2 separate regions of the Mus musculus genome follow, and region 2 is linked to region 1. Evidence: chromatin loops called from intact Hi-C (ENCODE). Cell type or tissue: heart. All regions are shown on one strand.

Region 1 (8,000 bases):
GCTTCCTGGCCGCGACCCCCACGGTGCCACGCGCCGGCTCGCCCTCGAGAGCCTCGCACTCTGGGATGTTTTCAGTATTCCCCAGCCCCGGGCACCGACTGGTCGGTCTATAAACTACGGTCACCCCTTTTAGTTACCTTTTGCTCGAATTACGAAGCCCCCCGCCCCCCGGCCTCCAAGAAACCACCCCAGTAAAGCCTCATTAAAGTTAAAAGTCCAAGTGTAGGGAACGGGGCTGGCTTTAGTTCCCAGTAACAAACATTGTTTTCTTATTGGGTAGATTTAGGTTAGATAATGACGTGGTTCTTTGAAGTAATTTTAGTTCCCCAGACAGCTTTTCGTAATGGGAGATAGATATGGCTGGCTGTTTGCAAGCGAAAGATTTGTTTATGTGCAATTCCCTCTCAAAAAACAGGCTTTGTGTAGTTGTGTGACCGAGCTAGCTTGGGAAACTTGATTTTGGAGGTCGGGTTGTGAAATGGAGCAGTAAGAGGAAAAGCGAAGGGACTGGTTAGGAGCCTTCTCCCTCCTGAGTTTAGGTATTACCTCTAACGGACTGGCCAGTTGTGTAGAGTCGTGGGCAGGATTTGGGTAGCTCACTTTTGCCTTGACCTCCTATTTTGCACATTGAATGCCAGTTTGGTCTTTAGAGAGCTGGGTTATAATTTTTTTGATGTAGGAGGTAGGAATTGATGTATCTTTCTTGAGCATTTACAGAATCTTGTGTTTTTTAGGACCTTTAAGCCATGTAGAAGTTAGTAAGTTTATTTAGATGGAGAGAGCAGAAGATAGTTTGGTAAATAGCTTTTGCTACCTGGTTTTACCATTTGGTGTAAGTATCTTGAAAAGTAGTTAGGACCTGCCTAAGGACTTCTTGAAATGTGGGTTAGACGAGTTGTCTGCCCTTTGTTTTATGCAGTAAATAAACAGCAGGCTCTGCACTGTGTGCCTGTCTGGTGAGTTTTGCCTTGCACATAAAGCCTTCACATTTTATATATTTCCCTAAGTAGAAAATCAGTGCAAAATTATTGTGAATTGTGTATAACATTGTGAACTCCGATTGTTGCCTGTTGTTTTGATAGTGTGGCCACAAAGTAAAAACTAGTGTATACAGAACATGTAAAAGATGATTTATAAGGGCAAAATTAATTAGGTATTATGCTTACATGGGCAAGCTGTTTATGTTGGAGCTGGTCCCCTCAATGTGAGTGGAATTATGTACATTTCTCTTGATTTTACGGTCATTATTCTCAGCTGCTTTCTTGTAGTCTACCCACAAACTTTATAACCTGTCTAAAAATCAGTTGTTAAAAAGGCCCATTGACTTTGAGAAGGGTGAAGGAATGTGCACATGGCTTTTATTTCTTTTTTCTGACTGGGTTCAGAATAATTGGCTGTGCTTGTTGTTTGCAATTTAGACATGTGTTCTGTGTAACGACTCCAGTACCACAAAAAGGCAGAATGAGCTGTGGAAGTTAATTTTTTCTTTTGGTCTGGGAGAGCTAAGATGAAGGTACTAAAACACCTTGTAAATTATTCATGTGATGTCTTTTTCTTTCAGAATGCCTAAATCAAAGGAACTTGTTTCTTCAAGCTCTTCAGGCAGTGATTCGGACAGCGAAGTTGAAAAAAAGGTAACTTTTACTCTACCAAGTTCTTTTATAGAACAAAATGTATGGTGCATTAATTGCTCTATAATGCTGACATTGAGTTTTGAAGGGAAAGGCCTGTCAGTCTTTTAAAGTAGGTTTTGCTATGCATCCTAGACTTCTCCAAACACCTGGGATTTCCCTGGGGGGTGGGGGTGGGTGGGACGCTGGGATGGTGTTACCAATGCTGGGCTCAGAATGTGAGAGAATCTACAAGGGTAATTTTGTAAAGATAAATGACTGATGGATTCCTTGAGTAGAATATTAGATTCTAGTCTCATCTGCAGGACTTACATCAGATTTAAGAGGTCTTTGTGTTGTACTTGGGGTTCAGCCTGGCAGCCCAGTGCATCCTAGGCAAGTACTTGCTATATCTTTAGCCTTCTTCTTACTTTTTATTTGCAACAGGGTCTCAGTAAGTTGTTGGGCTGACCTTGTACTTTTGTCCTTCTGCCTCACCCTCAGGATTAGGGACCCAGCTCAGACTAAGCAAGTCCTCCATTGAGCACCTCTAGTAACCAAGAGTCAACAGAAATGCTTCATTAGACTCTAGAGCACTAGAATTCTAATGAGACCAAAGACACTACTTATCATTATTTAGAAATTCGTGTCATTCAAAAATCCAGTTGATCTAGCCTGCTGTGGCGCCTCGTGTGAGTTTGATCTCTGTTCTTCCACATGGTAGGAGAAGAGACCCCATTATACCAAGTTTGTCCTGTAACCTCATGTACCCACATACAGGCACCACACGTGCAACAAATACAAACTGATGGTAATAACATTTCCAAAGCTCTGTCTGACCTACAGGTATAAGTCACTATTGGGCTGCATGGATTTTTGAATGAAAACATTAATGTTGATAGTTTCTCAGTCATTGCTCCTCTTCAAATTACTGAATTTTAGTTTTGGTACATTTTAACTTTAAAAGTTATTTGCTTTTAGTAAATAAAGTCATCCAACACAGCAAATACAAAATTACCCATTTTGTCAGAATAAGCTTTTTCTGTGTTAGGTGATCGTTGTTTTGTCAACTTCATTCCACTCAATTGATCACAGCAGTGAAGTGTGACAGAGCTGTTCACCTTGTGGTCAAGACTTCCTTCCACACCGCTGTGTCTTAATAGAAATTTATGTCTGAATAGACATTCATATCCTAGAAATTGAACACATTGTATTCACCCTTATTTGTTTACTTGCTTTGTTGAAAATAAGTAATTAATGCACCTGTGGTTTACAAAGTGTAAAAGCAGCAGGCAAAGCTAGTTTTATAGTTCACTTGGTAGAGTGCTAGTCTAGCACTCAGGAAGTCCCAGGTTTGATCCCCTAGCCATGGGAACGGAAGCAGGAGGGTCAGAAGTTCAAGGTCACCTGGGATAATGGGGACCCTGTTTTATTTATTTAAAGCAGCAACCCCCCCTCTTCTTAAAATTTTTTTTAAAAAAATTTTTGTTATTGTTTAGGTTTTGTTTGTTTTTTTGGCCTCTGTACTCCCTAAGAAAAGGGAGCTCTATAGGAAAACTTAGGAAAGTTGGAGCCTATAAATGTACAGATAGACTGTAGTATCATTTATAATTTTGAAATAAGGCTTCAAACATCATATATAGCTGTACTTGAAGTCTTTTCAGAACTTGTAGAGTGTAGCCTCTAAGAGTGAGTGTCACTGACACTGAGGTTACTTGCTGCGTGCACCACTCAGAGGATTGTGTTTTGCTTAGCTGACTGTGTAGCTTGTCTCACAGTACTATTAATTCTGTAAACATTTACATTAGGTGCTTCCATAGTTTTCATTTCATAGCATATTATTGCCCTAGCCTCAACAAATTTAATATACGTTTAGTAATATTAAACTAGTTTGTCCTTTCCACTAAGAAGGAACATGCCTGCCCTCTACTGTTTGGGCTGGAAACTTAACATGGGTTTTTAAAAATTCTTATTTTTTTAACTTTTCGCTCATTTTGAGAATGAGGTCATATGCAATTTTTTTATACTAGTGCTAATTCTAAAATATGGGGTTGAGTACACTAGTCTTACTACTGTCCATCATCAATTCTTAGTGCTGAAGAAGTTTTTGAGTTGTTGATTTTCAGTGCCTGGTATAAGATAGTAACTTCCTTTACCTAGGCATGCTTTTTTATTTTTTCCTCCTAAGAGTTAAATTATGTAGCCCTGACTGGCCTGGAGCTTGCTATGTAGTCCAGGCTGGAAGCATACATTCTTGAGAAAGTACAGATACCTTTTGGAATAGACAAAGAATTAGTAAGTAGTCAGTTTTAGTCATAAATATGTTGGTTTTGTTTGTTTTTTTGTTTGATCTTCAGCTTTCCTGCCTCAACCTTAGTCAGGGTTACAGGATATACCAGTATACTTTGTTTTTAAAAACTTAAAATAATAAGAGGAAAGCTTCTGGTGGATTTGTGGTTTCCAAAAGTTTATACAGAAGTTATAGGCTGCTTGTCTTTCTCTTTCCAGAGAGTAGTGTGTGGGTTCTAGTTCACAAGATCACTGTTTTAACATCTGAGGAATCTTTGGGGATTTTGAGAGTAGAGTGTAAAAATACTATCATTAGTTATGTGAAGACTAGATTCATAGTTAAAAAATTTTAATGTACATATTTTTCATAAGTCAAAAATTTGAGTAACTTTTTAATGAAGTGTTTTGAACTTCACAAGTGTGTGTTCTTGCCTGTTTTAAGTTAAAGAGGAAAAAGCAAGCGGTTCCAGAGAAGCCCGTGAAGAAGCAGAAGCCTGGTGAGACTTCTAGAGCACTGGCATCCTCCAAGCAGAGCAGCAGCAGCAGAGATGACAACATGTTCCAGGTAGAGTCGGAGGGCACTGAGTCCAGTGGACAGATCCTGATCTGAGCACACCAGTCTTCCCTTGTATAGTCCTCTTGACCAGAGTAGAAAGTGAGGGTAATTTGTTCAATTCTGGGCTATTGGTAAAAGCCCAGTAGAAGTCTAGTTTTACTATATTTAAATGATACAAATCCAAAGGTCACAGAAAGCCAAAAAAAGATTTAGAACTATATATTTGGGAAGCAAATTTGAGTAAGTAGGATGAGTATTTGACTGGAAAGTGTAAATTTGATAGTATTTGAGAGAAATGGCATAACTTAGGCTTCATAAGAAACAGAAGGCTGGGGACAATAGTGTATGGGTACAGACAATGCTGGGATAGCGTGTTTAGACCAGGAGTCTGAGCTTAAGGAAAGGGGCATCGGAGAGAATAGATGGAGTGAGATGGGAACCCCAGGGAGGGCTGCTGGGTGTCTTGGCTTTATTAAAGTGTTTGTAGCAATTCAGTATTTGCTTCACTGCAAACACTGATCGGTGAGATGAGGCATTGTAAGTAAATAATGCTGTGAGATTATGGAGGCAGTTATATAGACTTTCATTTGTATTGATAAGGGAGAGAGTGATGATTACAAAGACGGTGATGAAGAAAGACCAGCTGTAAGGTAGACCTGCCAGCAAATGTGGCCACTGAGGATCTCCTGTAGCGCCTGGGGGGCTTGGCTGGGAATTATTCTTGTTGGCTTTTACACGTGCTCGACCAAATAGCCAACCACCAAAGAACACAAACCAAAGAGAGGAGGCGATAGCAGCTTATGAGAGATTTGCAAATGAATGATGAGAGGAGAAAGGATGTAAGTAGATAAAGTGGTGAAAGAAAACTAAAAGTAGTAGAAGAAAGAAATAGACAAAAAGAAAATGTAGATTAATTATTTAGTTATAGGTTTCAGTTCTTCGACTTCAGTATAGTTTCGGGGCAAAGGTTGGTTTGATAGAGAATATAGGTGAAGGTATGTGATGAGGAATGTAAAAGAATGCTGTTATTGCTTCAAATGGATATTAAGTTGGATGCTTACAGTGCTCTATTTCATTCAGGCTTTGCCAGGTCCTAGTAATCCATGTGGAATGTGATCTGTAACCTTGTGGAATTTAAGGGAACCATGATTACATACGCATAGTAAAAATGACAATGGGTCCTGAGAAGTAGTGAACAGATTGAGAGAGTAGGCATGAGAATCTCATTAAAAAGATAAGGCACCTAAATCTTAAAACGTGATCGGTGCGGTGTGTGGACAAAGGGAGCATTTTCAAGAGCAGGAAATTGAGTTAATACCTTGAAGTGGGAAGGAGCTCGGGTTGTGTATGAACTACAGAGCCTGTGTGGTTGAAGCCTGGGAAGTCTTGCTGATATCAGAAGTCTGGTGGAGATCTTCCAGGGCTATTTGACTTAAGTACAGCGAGTAACTGGGGCAGGATAAATATATAATTGACTAGAGTATTTTGTAGTGTTTGTAAAGAAGGGCTTTGGAATATCCAGTTTCATAACTGTATCTTGGCTTTCTTTTACCATCATGCTGTGCGCTTTCCTTTCTACCTCTGGCCTGATGGGGTGGGGGGAGTCTGAATTGAGGGTCTTTTTGTTTGTTTTGTTTTTAATAGCCCTAGCTTACTTGGAAGTCACTATATAGAATAGGCTAATTTGAGTTTTTAGCAATCCTCCTGCCTCTCCTCAAGAGCAGAGGCTGTAGACATGTATTACCATGACTTTTAAAAGTTGTTTTTTGGTAGAGATTTTTGAGAAATGGGGTCTATTTTTAGGGGATGACTTTTTTTTTCTCACTAGGAAAAAAAGAGCTTTGGTTCATTTTTTGTTGGGTTTCTTGAGACAAGGTTTTTTTGTATGGCTCTGGCTGCACAACAGAGCTAGTTTTAGACCCACAGAGATCCACCTGTAGCGTACACCTACAGTTTTGCCTTTTATGAAGACTTTTGTCTCAGTCAGTGTTCTGTTGCTGTGAAGAGGCACTATACAACTCTTAGAAAAACATTTTCTTGGAGCTGGCTTACAGTTCAGTGGTTTAGTCCCTTGTCACCATGGCAAGAAGCGTGGTGGCAGGTAGGCAAATGACTTGCTGGAGAGTAGCTGAATTCCACGGGCAGCCGGAATGGAGAGACACTGAGTGTGGCTTGAGCTTCTGAAACCTCAAAGTTCACTCTCACTTCCTCCAAAAAGACTGCACCTACTCTGACAAGGCCAGGTGTCCTAATCCTTTAAAATAATGCCTCTCCTTAAGAGCCTAAGGAGGCCATTTTCATTCACATCACAACAGCGGCCCTTCCTTTGAATACTTTGGATCTTTCCTAAATAACTTGGTGAGTTTATTAAATGCATGCCCTATTTTTGGGCTGCATTCTTAATTCTTGTCCTATGTCTGTCTGCTTTAGTACACACTTTCCTTACATGTACTGAATCTAGAAAGTGGGGACATTCAAAAACCACATAGTTTGTGTTAAGCCACCAGTATAAATAAGGTTTTTTATTTATTTTTTAAAAATGACAGGGTCTCGGTATGTAGGCCTGTCTCTTAGCTACAGTTTTTGTTGCTGTAAAAGACACTGATCATGGCAACTCTATGTGTAAAGGAAAACTTTTAATTGGGGCTGGCTTTTATAGTTTCAGAGGTTTTATAGTCTTCAGAGGAAGAGCTGAGAGTTCTGTATCTTAATCTGAAGGCAGCAAAAGCTACTGTGAGCCACACTGGGCATAGTTTGAGTATGAGACCTCAACGCCCACCCCCTACAAGTGTGTACAGTGTTGTAAGATACTTGATCACACTGTGAACCCTGAGATTGTATTTACTGGAAAAACCTGTTTTTAGTTGTGTGGCTCAGCCTTAGCACATACCTTTAGTCAAAGCACTTGCTGCTTGAATATTGTAAACAGGATTAAACAAAGTCAACCATAGGTCAAGAGGCAGAGCAAGTGACAGGAAGTGAGCATAGGATCATTAAGAAACGTAGAGGACAAGAGGAGTCAGGAGGACAGAAATGCACAGGAAGGAGAAGGAGGGACATTGAGTTTGAAGGAATTTGTTTGACATGGCGTGAGAGAGAGGGCATTCTGGTGGGACTTGGGCTAAGGAGGAAGGTTAGTCAGCTGGGTGCTTTCTCTGCCTCTCTGAGCTAGCAATTTTCCACCCCAGCACCTGGCTCCCAAGACTTCATTGGTAAAATCAAATAAATGATTGTGATTTTGTTTTGTGTGTTTTGCTTTTTTTTTTTTTTTTTAAACCAACAACAGTACACACTTCCTCCAATAAGGTCATATGAACTCTAACAAGGCCACACTCCCCAATAGTTGCAGTCCTGTGGGCCAACCATTCCAGCTCATTGGTAGCTAGCTGTTTCTGTTCAGCCAGCACACCCTTGGTAGCCTGGAGCTTGCTATGTGTAAACCAAGCTAACCTTGAACACAGCTGCCTGTTGCTGCCTTCTGAGGTGTTTTACTTTTTGATTTCTCTGAGTTTACTGCATTAGGCTGTAGGCATTTCATTTAGGTT
Region 2 (8,000 bases), 64 kb before region 1:
TTTAAGTCAGTGGGGTTTACAGATAGCCACAGAAAAGGTCCAAATTTCTGATACAGGACAATTCTTGGGCTCTGTGGTGTCCCCAGATAAGATTGTGCCCCAAAAGGTAGAGATAAGAAGAGATCACCTCCATACCTTAAATGATTTTCAAAAGCTGTTGGGAGATATTAATTGGCTTAGACCTTTTTTAAAGATTCCTTCCGCTGAGTTAAGGCCTTTGTTTAGTATTTTAGAAGGAGATCCTCATATCTCCTCCCCTAGGACTCTTACTCTAGCTGCTAACCAGGCCTTACAAAAGGTGGAAAAGGCCTTACAGAATGCACAATTACAACGTATTGAGGATTCGCAGCCTTTCAGTTTGTGTGTCTTTAAGACAGCACAATTGCCAACTGCAGTTTTGTGGCAGAATGGGCCATTGTTGTGGATCCATCCAAACGTATCCCCAGCTAAAATAATAGATTGGTATCCTGATGCAATTGCACAGCTTGCCCTTAAAGGCCTAAAAGCAGCAATCACCCACTTTGGGCAAAGTCCATATCTTTTAATTGTACCTTATACCGCTGCACAGGTTCAAACCTTGGCAGCCACATCTAATGATTGGGCAGTTTTAGTTACCTCCTTTTCAGGAAAAATAGATAACCATTATCCAAAACATCCAATCTTACAGTTTGCCCAAAATCAATCTGTTGTGTTTCCACAAATAACAGTAAGAAACCCACTTAAAAATGGGATTGTGGTATATACTGATGGATCAAAAACTGGCATAGGTGCCTATGTGGCTAATGGTAAAGTGGTATCCAAACAGTATAATGAAAATTCACCTCAAGTGGTAGAATGTTTAGTGGTCTTAGAAGTTTTAAAAACCTTTTTAAAACCCCTTAATATTGTGTCAGATTCCTATTATGTGGTTAATGCAGTAAATCTTTTAGAAGTGGCTGGAGTGATTAAGCCTTCCAGTAGAGTTGCCAATATTTTTCAGCAGATACAATTAGTTTTGTTATCTAGAAGATCTCCTGTTTATATTACTCATGTTAGAGCCCATTCAGGCCTACCTGGCCCCATGGCTCTGGGAAATGATTTGGCAGATAAGGCCACTAAAGTGGTGGCTGCTGCCCTATCATCCCCGGTAGAGGCTGCAAGAAATTTTCATAACAATTTTCATGTGACGGCTGAAACATTACGCAGTCGTTTCTCCTTGACAAGAAAAGAAGCCCGTGACATTGTTACTCAATGTCAAAGCTGCTGTGAGTTCTTGCCAGTTCCTCATGTGGGAATTAACCCACGCGGTATTCGACCTCTACAGGTCTGGCAAATGGATGTTACACATGTTTCTTCCTTTGGAAAACTTCAATATCTCCATGTGTCCATTGACACATGTTCTGGCATCATGTTTGCTTCTCCGTTAACTGGAGAAAAAGCCTCACATGTGATTCAACATTGTCTTGAGGCATGGAGTGCTTGGGGGAAACCCAGACTCCTTAAGACTGATAATGGACCAGCTTATACGTCTCAAAAATTCCAACAGTTCTGCCGTCAGATGGACGTGACCCACCTGACTGGACTTCCATACAACCCTCAAGGACAGGGTATTGTTGAGCGTGCGCATCGCACCCTCAAAACCTATCTTATAAAACAGAAGAGGGGAACTTTTGAGGAGACTGTACCCCGAGCACCAAGAGTGTCTGTGTCTATGGCACTCTTTACACTCAATTTTTTAAATATTGATGCTCATGGCCATACTGCGGCTGAACGTCATTGTTCAGAGCCAGATAGGCCCAATGAGATGGTTAAATGGAAAAATGTCCTTGATAATAAATGGTATGGCCCGGATCCTATTTTGATAAGATCCAGGGGAGCTATCTGTGTTTTCCCACAGAATGAAGACAACCCATTTTGGGTACCAGAAAGACTCACCCGAAAAATCCAGACTGACCAAGGGAATACTAATGTCCCTCGTCTTGGTGATGTCCAGGGCGTCAATAATAAAGAGAGAGCAGCGTTGGGGGATAATGTCGACATTTCCACTCCCAATGACGGTGATGTATTATGCTCAAGTATTCTCCTGCTTTTTTACCACTAACTAGGAACTGGGTTTGGCCTTAATTCAGACAGCCTTGGCTCTGTCTGGACAGGTCCAGACGACTGACACCATTAACACTTTGTCAGCCTCAGTGACTACAGTCATAGATGAACAGGCCTCAGCTAATGTCAAGATACAGAGAGGCCTCATGCTGGTTAATCAACTCATAGATCTTGTCCAGAAACAACTAGATGTATTATGGCAAATAACTCAGCTGGGATGTGAACAAAAGTTTCCGGGATTGTGTGTTACTTCCATTCAGTATGTTAAATTTACTAGGGCAGCTAATTTGTCAAAAAGTCTTTTTCAGTATATGTTACAGAATTGGATGGCTGAATTTGAACAGATCCTTCGGGAATTGAGACTTCAGGTCAACTCCACGCGCTTGGACCTGTCCCTGACCAAAGGATTACCCAATTGGATCTCCTCAGCATTTTCTTTCTTTAAAAAATGGGTGGGATTAATATTATTTGGAGATACACTTTGCTGTGGATTAGTGTTGCTTCTTTGATTGGTCTGTAAGCTTAAGGCCCAAACTAGGAGAGACAAGGTGGTTATTGCCCAGGCGCTTGCAGGACTAGAACATGGAGCTCCCCCTGATATATGGTTATCTATGCTTAGGCAATAGGTCGCTGGCCACTCAGCTCTTATATCCCACGAGGCTAGTCTCATTGCACGGGATAGAGTGAGTGTGCTTCAGCAGCCCGAGAGAGTTGCAAGGCTAAGCACTGCAATGGAAAGGCTCTGCGGCATATATGAGCCTATTCTAGGGAGACATGTCATCTTTCATGAAGGTTCAGTGTCCTAGTTCCCTTCCCCCAGGCAAAACGACACGGGAGCAGGTCAGGGTCGCTCTGGGTAAAAGCCTGTAAGCCTAAGAGCTAATCCTGTACATGGCTCCTTTACCTACACACTGGGGATTTGACCTCTATCTCCACTCTCATTAATATGGGTGGCCTATTTGCTCTTATTAAAAGGATAGGGGGAGATGTTGGGAGCCGCGCCCACATTCGCCGTTACAAGATGGCGCTGACAGCTGTGTTCTAAGTGGTAAACAAATAATCTGCGCATGTGCCAAGGGTATCTTATGACTACTTGTGCTCTGCCTTCCCCGTGACGTCAACTCGGCCGATGGGCTGCAGCCAATCAGGGAGTGACACGTCCGAGGCGAAGGAGAATGCTCCTTAAGAGGGACGGGGTTTCGTTTTTTCTCTCTCTTGCTTTTCTCTCTCTCTTGCTTCGCTCTCTTGCTTCTCTCTCTTGCTTCTCTCTCTTGCTTCGCTCTCTCTTGCTTCTTGCTCTCTTGCTGCTTACACTCTGGCTCCTGAAGATGTAAGAATAAAGCTTTGCCGCAGAAGATTCTGGTCTGTGGTGTTCTTCCTGGCCGGTCGTGAGAACGCGTCTAATAACAATGCAGTAGCGCATTGATGGCAGGATAGCCCCACCTACTTGCCATCTGACTGCCCCGTGTGCACATCAAGGAACCTGCAGGCAGAGACCTCCCCACTGTCACAGGGGCTTAGCTCAGCTTAGTCCCCACTGCTGAGACTGCTAGCTGTCTGTCTGCCCATTTGAACATCGGGACATGCCATCAGTCTGTTGGCTCCTCTGAACCCCATCTTCCCTTTGGCTTCTGCAGCTTCCGTAGTCTGGCAGGTTGCTTTAGCATCTCTCCGAGTGCCTCTCAATGCTGACTCCACAGCAGACCTCCAGTGAGGTTAGCTATCTGACCCCCAACAGAGACTCTTTAGCCCTCCCTGACTCCCACCTCTCAGGCTCCAGATCAGTGGTTCTGAGCCTTCCCAATACTGTGAACCTTTAATACAGTTCCTCGTGGTGTGTGTGGTGACCTCCAACCCTAAAATTATTTTTTATTTCTACTTCACAGCTGTAATTTTGCTATTGTTAGGAATAGAGATGTAAATATCTAATATGCAGGATTATCAGATATGTGTGACCTCCGTGAAAGAGTTGTTTGACTTTTGAGAGGGTCATGACCCACAGGTTGAGAAACACTATTTTGGTGGGCTCTTTCACTCCCTATGGAAATTCTTTAAACACACACACACACCTATCTATATATTTTATTGATAAGCATGCATATATTATTGCAAGATGTGTAACGAGTGATCTAAAAGTTACTATTAACAGTTAAAGTTGGACTTACAGAACATGTGTTTGCCTTGGCCAGATATCAAGAAAGTTGGGATTACTTTGCAAATTGCTGCCAAGAAACCAATGCAGCCCATGAGAGTATTGTTATTCAATAGATTCTGACATGGAACGAGACCAATATGTGCATCTGTTTTTGACATAGTCTGCTCATGGCACTGATTCCATTTCCTGACATTGTTGAAGAGCTACGCAAACCTTAAAGCCAACATCTTCAGATTCTTTGTTTCTACTTTATCCCCCCAGTGCTAACTGCTGGAGATTGAATTAGGATCTCATGCAGGCTATAAGGTTTTTTTGTTATATAGCATAAATATCGTCACATGAAGACACCCCACATGAGGACACCCACCCCATCCCCATTCTGGGCCTCACACATACTAGGCAAACAATCTACCACTGAGCTACATGCCCTGTCCCCCAAATGCATATTGTCATTAGAGCTGAACCCAGTCAGAAGGTGCTCGATCTGCACCCCAATGCCTGGAGTAAGAAGAGGCTTCCAATGGCAGGTGACTCATTTTCTTTTCCTGCCTTTTCAAAGAACAGTTCTCACTTTTGCTTTGGTCAAATGATGGCACGTTGTGGACTTGTTGTGAGAGGCCAAACCTACTCCATCTTGGGACCGGCCTCCATCTTAAAGGGGGAAAAAAAAAAAAGCCTGAGAACTTGACCTGCAGCAGAACCCGAGCTATACCCAAGTACCAGGGAGGACTCCACGGCTTGTCCTTGGCCCATACCCTAGAGTTACTCCCTAAGTATTTCTTAGCAACAGTTAATCAAAGACTAGTCTGGTTGTTTCAGATGTACTTTTAGACGGTTTGTGATTGTATATGGTCTTGCTTCAGAGCACCCACCTGTTGGCTTATAGTCATTCTATTCGATGCTTGCCAGACCAGACACCCCCTCACTTGTTCCTGTTTTCCTATAAAAACTTGTCCTGCTGAGGGTTTGAGGCTGCTCCACCTTCCCTTCCTGTCCTGCTGTGTCAGGTTTGGGTTGGGGGAGAGCCCAAGCCTGAGCTTGTGATAAACAGACCCTAATGCTATTACATTGGAGACGGCTCCTTGGTGGTCTTTGAGGTTCACAGATGCTTTCTGGCACAACAGTTGCTAGAATGATTTTTAAGTTGGCTAAGCAAGGAGTGTTGAACTATGAATGCTGAGGGTTTATTTCATTTATAAATAACTGTATTGGACCACAGAAAGTGAACACTATTAATTCTCCCTGTGGTGAAGTCAAGGAAAAGTGTCTGGAGGACGCGACATTTGGACCAGAGGTGACGGCTGGGGAGAGGGTGTAGTATGGACCCAAGTCCTCTGGGGGCTTCTGGGACCTGAAGGATGATTCATCCAGAGAAAAGGGCATGGGCACCAGCCCAAGGGCATGCTAGTTTGATGTCTCTTGGTATGTGTTACAGTTTGGTATGCTGACCCAGTGTCAATGTGGGTTCAACGGAGCCAAGACATAAAACATGTCGGGAGGAACCAGATTCTCTTACAATGGAAAGCAAAGTAAAGACCGCCTTGAACTTGTGCAGGTCCTGTGCACGCTCTCTGTGGTTCATACGTGCGTCAGCCAGATTGTGTCTGCAAGCCTCTGGCTCCCTTGCAGCCACTTACCACTTCTGGCTCTCACAATCTTTCCTCTTCATCTCTTCTTCTGTATTGATCCCTGAGCCCTGAGTGGAGAGGTTTGATGATGGCATTCCATTAGGGCTGGGTGCTCCAAAGTCTCTCATTCTTTGACATGTCCAGTGAGGGTCTCTGTGTTAATTACCATCTTCTGCAAGAAGAAGCCTCTTATTGATGTGGGTGTGAGGAACTGTAGATGCCAAGAATCTAGACAGAGGCCAGGGCAGAGGGAAGAAAGAGGGTTTAGCGCGGGATGGGAAAGGTGAAGGAATACAAACAGAATGAAAATGAGAGGTCCAATACTAGGATCAGAAGGGCTCAGGTGGGCTGAGGAGCCAGGAGATACAGGAGAGGAGGAGGTGCACACAGGGTCTTAAATAAGAAAACAAAGAACAAAATGCAGTGGGTTCTAAGGTAACACAAATGTCCATCAAAATGCTTGACTTCAGGCCCAAGAGTTGGCTCAGTGATTAAGAGCATGCAGTGCTCTTGCAGAAAATTCAGGTTCTGTTCCCAGCAGGGCTGCTCACAACTGACTGCCACCTTGGATCCGGGGACTCCTGTGCCCTCTTCTGCTCTCTTCTGGCCTTGTAAGCACTGCACTCATGTGCACGGATACACCCAGAAGTGCACATATAGACACATAATAAAAACTAAAATCTTTTAAAGAATGCCAGGGTTTTCATTTTAACAGAACTTTGGGGGAAAGAGTCTTTCCTAGTTTTAGTGTAGTTCCATAGACTATCCAGCTTAAAAAAAAACTTGAATATGTTTTTGTTCCCTTCTCAATTGCTTATCTGTGGGAAGTTAGATTTTCTTCACCTAATTCAAACAAAACAACAAATGAAACAGATCCAGTGAAGAGCTGACATGAAAATCCAGCTTTCTCATAGTCCAATCGATATAAGAAAGATTCCCTAAGATAGAAAACAAAGTCACTCTTACGTTTTGTTTTGAAAAAGTGTTTTTATTAAAATGCCATCTATGTTAACATGTAAGAGGGCACGACTCTTTCAGTTCCACTTAAAAGGAATGAAGAAATATTTGTAAAGTGATTCAATGCTAAGTTTGAATATAGTGTCAGCAAATTTGCTCCAGCCACACACAGAAGCCCACTGAGCCGCAAAAGGTTCTAAGACCAAAAAGTAGGGAAGTCGTGGTCATGTGAATGGGAGTTCTGCCTGCATATCTGTGTCCACACTGGCTGGAGAAACAAAAGTAAGCAGCCAGACCCACCGCAGTCAGACTAACTACAGCCAGCCAAAGCTTCAGGTTTGGTGAACAGAGGCTTGATTTGAGGCACCATGATAGTCACAGCCCCTCAGTTCACAGGCCTGAGGTTGGAAGGACACCAACCAAATTCATGCAGCAAAGACCTATATGGTGTCCACTGGTGTGATCTGAAACCTCATTTTTGGCTTTCAGAAATATAGGGACCATTCACTCTGGTAACTGTGTATTGGAATGTGGGAACAGGAAGAGACATAAACCCTTCAGGAAGTGAAAATACTGCATCTGCAATGCCAGAAGATTCCTACATTGGCTGGGGTGGGTCTAATGGCTACCAGACGAGAAGCAGCGTTTAACCTGGCTCTGTATATAATAGGCTCAGTAGTTAGCATGGAGTTGGAACCAACAGTCTGAGCAATTGGCATACCCCCACTGGCTGGCTGACCCTGGCGGCACACACCTGGAACCCTTAGCACTTGGGTGGGTGAAGCTATTGCAAGACTCTGTCTCAAAAGAAAACGAAAGCAGAGAACTGAATACATTTTCTCTAGAGAAACTTCACAACTAGCTAGGAAGTACCTGAAAAACCGCTCAGCATCGTTATTGACCAGGGAACTATACTCAAAGTAGGATACTGTTCCATGGCTGGAAGGATTTAAAAAATAAAAATGATAGTCAATGGTGAAAGGTGGCCTGCATGTGGAAAAGTAAAATCCTTCCACATTGTTGAAGGAAACATATGGGTAAATGATACAGGCACTTGCAAACATAGAATGGCAGTTCCTCAAAAAAGCTTAACACAGAGTCACCACCATATGATTGCTAGGTATATACCCAGCAGACCTGCAAGCACATGTCTCACAAAGACTCACACGTGAAGGTTC

The links. Peaks named below come from ENCODE experiments on the same cell type or tissue, not always from the same donor. Only the 100,000 strongest peaks of a DNase experiment are listed, where the experiment ranks them.
Region 2: a loop joins it to region 1, with 1.9 times the contacts of the local background. A loop is called at or near these places in 6 of 42 quality-filtered maps.

Annotation. Positions count from the first base shown.
Region 1 is chr15:11,987,423-11,995,422 of GRCm38, reverse strand. Sub1 (SUB1 homolog, transcriptional regulator) reads left to right here. Exons shown (of 5, transcript NM_011294.3): 2 at 1,562-1,634; 3 at 4,342-4,464. The coding sequence starts at 1,563. Among named protein-coding and RNA genes, the nearest start is that of Sub1, 4.6 kb to the left of the region's middle. In heart, a CTCF peak has its summit at 3,543 (motif pointing left); no DNase peak of the experiment used is centred here; H3K4me3 peaks cover 1,526 bases; H3K27ac peaks cover 445 bases.
Region 2 is chr15:12,051,422-12,059,421 of GRCm38, reverse strand. No RefSeq gene overlaps it. Among named protein-coding and RNA genes, the nearest start is that of Gm34759, 25 kb to the left of the region's middle. In heart, no CTCF peak of the experiment used is centred here; a DNase peak (open chromatin) is centred at 4,381.